Linked DNA regions of Homo sapiens: region 2 is linked to region 1. A link is an interaction called in ENCODE POLR2A ChIA-PET data of the cell type or tissue named here. Cell type or tissue: MCF 10A. All regions are shown on one strand. Links, peaks and the distances in the headings refer to the core of each region. The heading gives the core; the rest is flanking DNA.

Evidence for each region. Peaks named below come from ENCODE experiments on the same cell type or tissue, not always from the same donor. Only the 100,000 strongest peaks of a DNase experiment are listed, where the experiment ranks them.
Region 2: POLR2A ChIA-PET joins it to region 1 with 6 read pairs; 4 of 35 experiments call an interaction of 5 or more read pairs at or near these places.

The regions. Positions count from the first base shown.
Region 1 is chr7:90,471,752-90,476,156 of GRCh38, forward strand. The region is part of intron 1 of PTTG1IP2 (PTTG1IP family member 2); the gene reads left to right. Among named protein-coding and RNA genes, the nearest start is that of PTTG1IP2, 4.3 kb to the left of the region's middle. RefSeq lists a silencer at 3,064-3,358. In MCF 10A, for the core only: no CTCF peak of the experiment used is centred there; DNase peaks (open chromatin) are centred at 2,280 and 3,260.
Region 2 is chr7:90,605,379-90,609,783 of GRCh38, forward strand. All of the region lies in intron 2 of CDK14 (cyclin dependent kinase 14), which reads left to right. It overlaps LOC124901839 (small nucleolar RNA U13), which reads right to left and starts at 1,730; the gene lies at 1,626-1,730. In MCF 10A, for the core only: no CTCF peak of the experiment used is centred there; a DNase peak (open chromatin) is centred at 2,013.

The DNA of each region.
Region 1 (4,405 bases), core at 195-4,194:
TTCTTTTTCTTATTCCGAAGATGAGAAGAGGAAATGGCTACTGCAGAGAAATAGGTGGAATGAGGACCTGAAGAGAGAGGGCCTGACTCTCTGAAGGAAACTCAGGTTCCTGCGTTACAAGCTGGATTTGAGGGTGGATCTAGAGTCCAAAGATACCCCTTCATGGAAATGGGAAACACCTCTGATAAGCTCTAGCAAACCTTGGCACTGGAAAATGACAAACCTCAAAAGAGAGAGCAGAGTCAGATATTCTAACAAAGCCTGGCACAGCCTCATTTGAGTTCTCCCCCTTGTCTAATGCTGAAAACAATGGAGTGAATAGAACATAAAATGCCATAAAACTGTAGCTTCTTGAAAAAAATCTCAAGGATCATGGTAAGGTGGTTAGGATCTCACCTACACTATATCAGAACAAATGGAAGGTCTGAACAGAGCTGTGCAAGCATTAGTAGAATGAAAACAATAGAGCAACTATGTAAACCCTGCACAGCAAAATAAAGAAATAAAGGAGTATACGATAGCATGCAAACACACACACACACACACACACACACACACACACACACACACCCCAAATAATCTACCCTAGAAGAGAACACAACTCAAGAAACATGAAAATTTCCCACAAGTGCTTTGAGCTAGAGAACAATCAAACGAGAAATATTCAGTGAAACAAGCCTCGAAGTCGATAGCAAGATATCAGAATGAAATTAAAAGGCAGATAGCTCCAAGGAAATAAATTGAAGGCCAAATAATTTGAATATAAGGCAAGGCTTCCGAGTTTTCTCTCTTCATTTGTTTATTTCTGCTAATGGTGAACACACCAAGAATATTTGTCACATACTCTAAGCTTACTTATTGTGGTGGGCTCTGGTAGCTGCCTCATTCCTCTGTCCTCTAGCCTAGGGGGTACTGTTATCTGGGAGGAGGTTGGACTTCGCTTTCTTTCCCCTGGTAAACTTCTCAGCCTCTTTCATCACCTGCATACCCAATCTCGGTACTAAGTTCCCAGTGTTATATATACACAGAGTGATTTCTATTTTCCTGGTTGGATCCTAACTTCATATAGCCATCTTTAAGACAAAAAGTGCTTTAAGATTTTGACCAGCAGGCAGGTATTAGGAGGATTACAGCATTGACACTAAGGTTTAAATGCTGATGGGGAACCAGGAGAGAAACCTGGTATACCACTTCTGGCTGAGGTAAAGGAAGGGTGAGATAATATAAATCTCAGATGGGTTGAAGGGGAATCTGAAAATATTAGGAACTTGTGACTCACTTTCTAGAGTTTACTCTGAATCCACTGGTCTCATAGATAACATGAAGCTAACATGGCTCCCAAACAGTAGGTAATAGTAGCAGGAAGAAGTATCTTAGCAAATGGACTCAAGGACTGCATGTCATAATCCCTTGGACATAAGAATTTTGTAGGGAAAAGATTAGAGAGCCCTAAAATTCCCAATATAGTGGGTGGGGTACAGACAAGGCAGCTCTTGTGACAGCTGGCAGAATTGAAGAGGGAAAGGTCTTTCACAGAGAATACTGGACCTCACGTCTAGAAACCACAGCAGGACCACAGATGCTAGACATGACACTCCCTAAGAAGGGGACAGGTGAGATTCACACAGTGAGGCTAGCAAGGAAGGAGGAGGGGACTCAGTCCAGTCACACCCTAGTGCCAGGGCAACACATAGGCTTTGCTCCCAGAAAAGTATAGCATCCCCAAGGTAAATGGGGAAGGAGCAAACCCTACATTTAGCTAAATGTTTATTCAAAGGAGGATGAATTAATTGACTGAACTTAGATTGCAAGTTTATGGTTTTCTGCCACTAGCAGAAATGGGGGATTTGACATTATACTGAATTGTGATGTAAAACTGAATTCTGATATTGAGAGGCCTAGATCAGATTCCACCTCTTCTATGATGCCTTCCTTTAGTCCACCAAATCTGAGTGAATAGTTGCTCCTGTACTTAGCTGCGCCTCTCTGACAGTACTTGTTTCACCAGAGAGGCAGAAGAACACAGTTATTACAGGCAGCAGCTCACACTGCCTGGACTCACCTCCCAGCTCTGTTGCTTACTAGGCCCATGCTTTCTGTGTCACAATTTCCTTATCAGTAAAATAAGAATAAAATAGTATCTTCTGTAAATGGTTGTTGTGAGGATCAAATGAGTTAATCTGTGTTATGCACTCAGAACATTTTCTAGTACATGGTAAGTTTTCAGTAAACATTATGCAGTCATGTGTTGCTTAATGACAGAGGTGTATCCTGAGAAATGCATAGTTAGGCAATTTCATCATTGTGTGAATGTCATAGAGTGTACTTACACAAACCTAGATAGTATAGCCTATTATACACCTAGGCTAGATTAGCCTATTGCTCCTAGGCTACAAACCTATGCAGCATGTTACTATGCTGAATACTGCAGGCAATTGTAACACAATGGTAAGTATTTGTGTATCTAAACTTACCTAAACATAGAAATGGAATAGTAAAAATATACAGTATTATAATCTGAAGGGATGGCTGTCCTATATGCAGTCTGTTGACCAAGATATAGTTATGCAGCACATGACTAGTTATAGAGATATATATTATGACAGTGCTGGAAAACAACATGAGAGCCAGAAAATGTTAAGAATCCCTGAGAAACAGAAAGCAATTCAGATCAGACCAATGGAGAAAGCCACAGCCTAAAACACACATAAGAGAAGACTAATGTAAGAGTGGTTTCTGGGGTTGCTCCAAGCTCAGCAGCACTGAATACAAAGAGCAGGAGGGAGTTGTGGAGCAGCTTCCTGGGTGCTGATCTTAGAGCACTATAGCTGGTTGCCTCTCCACCTTCTCAAATTATCTCAAGAAGCAGGCAGCAGAGGCAACTGCCCCAGGTTAACAGTGAGTGTGAATTATTGGCCTGGAAGGGCAGGAAAAGATATACTACCAACACACTGAATCTGGCAGCATGTCCCAGTCCTCACCCACACCACAGAGGTGGAAATAGCCTATATACATACACCTAAATCTTAACTTGATTGTGCTAACACAATCAAGAATCATGAAATCCAATAAAGAAAAGAACCAATTTATTAAAACACATTTAAGAGAGGGGAAAAACACCTCAAAATTAGAAATTTCTCTTATAGAAAATGGCAAGGACTAACAAGATTCCAAAGGAAATGACTAAGCTGGCAAGTAGATTGGCTTGCCACAACTCCAAAGGTGCTAAAAGTAGACAGTGAGACTCAATGGATCAGTGCCAGACGGTTTATTACTCATAGCACAGCCAACAGCAGGAACGTCAGTATGGCAGCACCAAATCTCCTGCCCCCAAGTCCCATGGAGCAATGCAATGTATCCAGATTGTGCTTATGAATGCAGCCAGATGAACTGGAGCTAAGGAACCCAGGACTAAGAGCTTATGAACTTTTATGGCAAGCAGTAAAAAATCTAGTCCCTGGGGAGTAATTGTGACTATAGTCACACTGTGGTTGCCTTGACCTATTTAATTGACTATGTTACCAGATACAGAATAAGTGCAGGGTCAGAGGATAATTACGCCAAGAAGTTTGGCACATTGAGCAAGGAAATCCAGAGATGCTCAGGGTCTAGGATGTATGTCTCTCTCAACACTATAATTAGTATTCTCATGGAGATAGCCATGAAACAAGAACAGACTATTCTGGAAAAGATGATGAATCTTGGAAATTAAAAATATAATCAACACAAACATAGCTAAAGAGTGAATTAGCAAACTCAATAATTGAGCCATGGAATTCTTACAGAATGCAGTACAAAAGAACAAGAGATAGCCTGTAGAAAAAAGAGACAAGAGTTCATGCCAACATTAATGTAATAGGAGTTTCAGGAGGAGAGAAATGGAAGAGAGGAACTAATTAAAGAAAAATACACAGAAAAATATCTTTGGGCCAGGCGTGGTGGCTCACGCCTGTAATCCCAGCACTTTGGGAGGCCAATGTGGGTGGATCACGAGGTCAGGAGATAGAGACCATCCTGGCCAACATGACAAAATCCCATCTCTACTAAAAATATAAAAATTAGCCAGGCGTGGTGGTGCACACCTGTAGTCCCAGCTACTTGGGAGGCTGAGGCAGGAGGGTGGAGTTTGCAGTGAGCTGAGATCGCGCCACTGCACTCCAGCTTGGTGACAGAATGAGACTCTGTCTCAAAAAAAAAAAAAAGAAAAAGAAAAATATCTTTAAAGTTTTGAAGAAAAGAAAATGGTGTCGAAACTAGAACATATTAACAGACTAAGCCAGCTGTGCTCTAGAAGGTATACAAAATAAAAACATTTGGACACTTGAAGAGTCAAAGAGTTTATCATTCACAGACATCTGAAAAAAATACTCAATAATATCCAGCAAAATGAAAAATGAATCCAAGG
Region 2 (4,405 bases), core at 248-4,247, 130 kb after region 1:
TGCCAGCATTCCTGTGACATCCTCTAAAAAACTTAATTCTTCTAGGCTTGAAGCAATAGAGGAGTCTTTTCTTCTTCCTTCATAGTGGGCAATAATGGAGTTTTCCTCTAAACATGTATTTCTGGAATTTCGGTAGTGTTGTTATTGAGATATTTTTCAGGAGAGTGTTTTCTTTCTTTTCAGGAGCAATCAATATGAGAATATTTGGTACCATTTTTCTCTTTGTAAAGAAAGTTTCCCCTCTAATTATGTAGATAATTTAAGCTTACATAAAAAGAGAGAAATAAGGAAAAGGAGAAAGAAAAAATCTCATAAATCCTGTTACCCCGATACAACAACTGTTGAATGTTCTTGCTTCTTTCTCCGTGTTTTAAAAAAAGCAGCCCATTATTATATCCCGCTTTTTTCTTTGATATGATAACATTATATTTTCCCATGTTTTTACAAACTCTTCCTAATCATCATTAGGCATTTCGAAAACCTTTTTTCTTGCTTAAACACTGTTGTTAGTGATTAGCTTTAAAAAGCACCTGAGGCTGGAGCCCAGCTGAAGGTTAAAGATGTGTCAAACCTGTAACTACTCCCTCTCTCTGTTATTCTGAAACCTCTGTATAGTCAAAGGTCTGGAGTTTGTAATTTGGGTCAAAATCATCCTTAGCTTTTGCAAAGTGGCTTCCTTCCTCTGCCACAAGAGATTGTAAACTATCACAAATCAGTAAATCACAGAATGCTCTACTTGGAAGATCCATTGGAAATAATAATTTTCCCACTCCATCATTACACAGATGAAGAAATTGAGATCCAGAAGGGGCAAGTCATTTCCAGCTAATGAAGGAAAGACTCAAGGCCAGAAAATCTTGGGAGATAGTGGTAATGAAGGCATGCCGGGGTATAATCCCCAATTCAACTACCCTCTGTTTGGGCATTTGACTTATTAATTTCATATCCTTTGTAAAATAGAGATAATAATAGTATCTTTCCTTTAAGGGTTAAGATAATTAAATAAGGTAATGCATATGAAGGTTTCAGAATAATGGCTCACAAAAAGTGAATAGCTCATAATTGGTGTTATCATCTTCATTGCCTTCATCATCACCATCATCATCGTCATTGATGCTTTCACTTTGACATCCACCTTCTGTAGTTGGAAGGGCTACAGAGTAGATAGAAGGATTAAAAATGAAGAATTACAGCTATGAGGAGAGTTAATTTCAGATATTCCTCTAACATTTCACCTAAAGCTTCATGTGATGACTTGCATATTAAAACTGAGAAAATATTATCTAAAACCCACCATTGTTTAGATTCCGTATGGGGGTGATTGGATTCACTTTTTAATCCCTGAGTGTGTTGCTCGTAGTTAACTTTCAGTACGTATCTATTGAATGTGAGTAAATATCTATTGTAGAGGAGTAGAGAGAGTGATGAATTAGGTGTTAGGCAATGTGGATTCTCATCTGCCACTTTCTAGTTATTTGGGCAGGTCGTTTAACTTACCCCGGCCATGACATTCTCATTTGTAAAATCAGTTGAACTATGATCTTCAAGTTGCCTCTTAGCTCTAAATGTAGGATTCTAAATAATGTAACAACCAACATAAGATTACAATTTTTTTTCATGTTTTATGTCAGACAGGTAATGTACTGACCTTGTAGTAAGGTTTGAGGGAGGCACATCTTACACATGAGGTGAAACCCCAATCATCACGCTTATGAACTATACAAAAGGATCAAAATGACAATTTTATCACATCAGAAAAGAGCACTAAAACTCTGCTTATGTACATAGGAACTGAGTTCTTCTGTGATCATTTTCAGATTATAATAGTAGAAATTTTTTTGAACGCTTGTTTTTTACCTTCTCTCTCCTGGAGCTGGGGAACTCTACAGTCCATTGGAATCAATTCAGATTTTAGTCTTAAAACTTTGAGGGTTGGGTCAGCTTCTTAGGTATGCAATAAGGTGTGGCAACTCTCCTTAGTATTTATGAGCTGGAAGGCTCCTTATTTCAAGGAGTGGCCTCTTCCAGAGAGTGCCTGAGCTGGAGTTTGGTAACAACTCCCTGATTCATGTAGAGGATGCCTCTAGAGTATGTGTCAAATGTTTGACCTTGAACACAGCAGAAAAAGAAATACAGACTTATTTAATCATAGACTGAAATGCCATGATTTCAGTCTAATCTGCTAATTTTCAAAACCAGACTGGAATTATATTCAGGAACTATGCTTGTTGTAAACTGGGCTGTGTTTGTGAGCACACGTGTGTGTTTGTGTGTGTGTTTAATTGAACAGTTTAGAAGTTAAGTATTGAGGGCTTCAGGTATTTACAATAAGCAAACAATAGGAATTTTGCTGAAGGCGGTCATAGTTGGAGAGGGGACATTCTATGAATGATCATTTTGCTTTTCATTCATTGTGTATTTGGTCCCTGACTACAATATTAGCCATTTAATGTTCTGTGGTCTAAATCTACACATTTTACTTGGATGGACTAATCATTTCTAAAATATCCCAAGTAAAATTTTATTAGTTTCAGTCCTTTTCCCCTCCCAGCTTCTTGATGTTTGGAAGGGTTTGACATAGTACTTGGCCACAGTGAAGGGGCTACATAATTATTGGAGAAACACATGGTTAAGCTAGATTGAAGGTGAAAGAAGATTGGTATTTTGTGTCATAGTTTTTAGTGGACATAATGTTTCTAGTGACATTGTGATGAGAGTTTTGGGTAAAGCATCAACTTCATACCTGTGAAATGACTGCAGAAATTTCCAAATGTCTTTTTACCCTTTTGTTCCTAATAAATGACCAGACCATGTCCTTAAGTGGCCCCATTTTTCCTGGAATAATGAACAATAACTACACTATGATTTCTGGTGAATTTTTGAATTTTATTTTTGATTTAATGATTTATTTTAGAATATTAATGATACCTAATATATGAAAGGTCAGAAAATACAGATAATGTCCACCAATGTAAAATTACCACGCGTAAAACCTTTTGAACTTTGGAGACAAAAGCTCTAATTAAGTGTATGTGTATGTGTATGTGGAAATAGTTGGAAATGGTGATAGCTACAGCAATTCATGAATTGTTCTCATGGGTAAATTAAAAGGTTAACTCATGCAGTTCTGCTTTATCCCTCTGTTTTTTAGCTTTGATGATTGCCAGAACAAAGTGTTGGCTCTGCCTGGCTCTTTGGTGAGAAATACAAAATTTTTAGCAATTAGAATAAACCTTTGAAATGCAAAGAATTTCATATGTTTATGGCATATAATCCAGATAATTAAGCACTTAGTTTGTTTCCTAAAAATGGGTGACCGTGTATGAGTTTTCTAATTCTTCTCTGCTTTGGTGAGTTATTTTATGTTTGTGAAGTAGAAGGCTGCTAGCACTTATTTTGTCATTTTCCAGCTATTTTATTTTTTCAAATCCTAGGAAAATGTATACAAAGCGTATAAAATTAAAAAAAATTCTACATCTGGTCTGTGAGTGCTCCAAGCACATTTTTATAGGTTAACTTGCTTACTTTACATTTAGTATAACAATTCTGTTAGGTGGAGACTGTGCACAATGATATTGGCTTCTAGTCCATGTCCCTCTTTGTTATTTTATATAAAGATATAATACCAGAGATAATAAAGGTGGCAGTTATTATTATTATTTTTTTGAGACTTGGTGTCCCTTGGTCATCCAGTTTGGAGTACAGTGGTGCCATCGCGGCTCACTGCAGCCTCCACCTCCAAGGCCCAACCTATCCTCCCACCTCAGCCTTCTAAGTAGCTGGGACCACAGGCATCCACCACCACCTGGCTAATTTTTGTATTTTTTGTAGAGATGGAGTCTCACCATATTGTTCATGCTGGTCTCGAACTCCTGGTCTCAGGTGATCCTCCCATCTCAGCCTCCTAAAGTGTTGGGATTACAGGTGTGAGCCATCACATACAGCCATGCAGTGATTTTTATGAGAACCAGAATCTAGGGATGATATGGTTTGGATCGTGTCCCTGCCAAATCTCGTGTTGGAAGGGGGGCCTGGTGGGAGGTGATTGGATTGTGGGGGTGGATCCTTCTTGAATGATTTAGAACCATCCCCTTGGTGCTGTTCTGGTGATAGTGAGGGAATTCTTGTGAGAGCTGGTTGTTTAAAAGTGTGTAGCACCTCCCCCTTCGCTGTCTTGCTCTTAGCTTCTGCCATGTAAGAAGCTGGCTCTCCCTTTGCCTACTGCCAGGATTGGAAGCTTCCTGAGGCCTCCTTGGAAGCAGAAGTCACTAGGATTCCTGTACATCCTGCATATCCGTGAGCCAATTCAGCCTCCTTTCTTTATAAATTACCTGGTCTCAGGAATTTCTTTATAGCAATGTGAAAATGGACTAATACAAGTGGTTAGATACAAATATGATTTGTG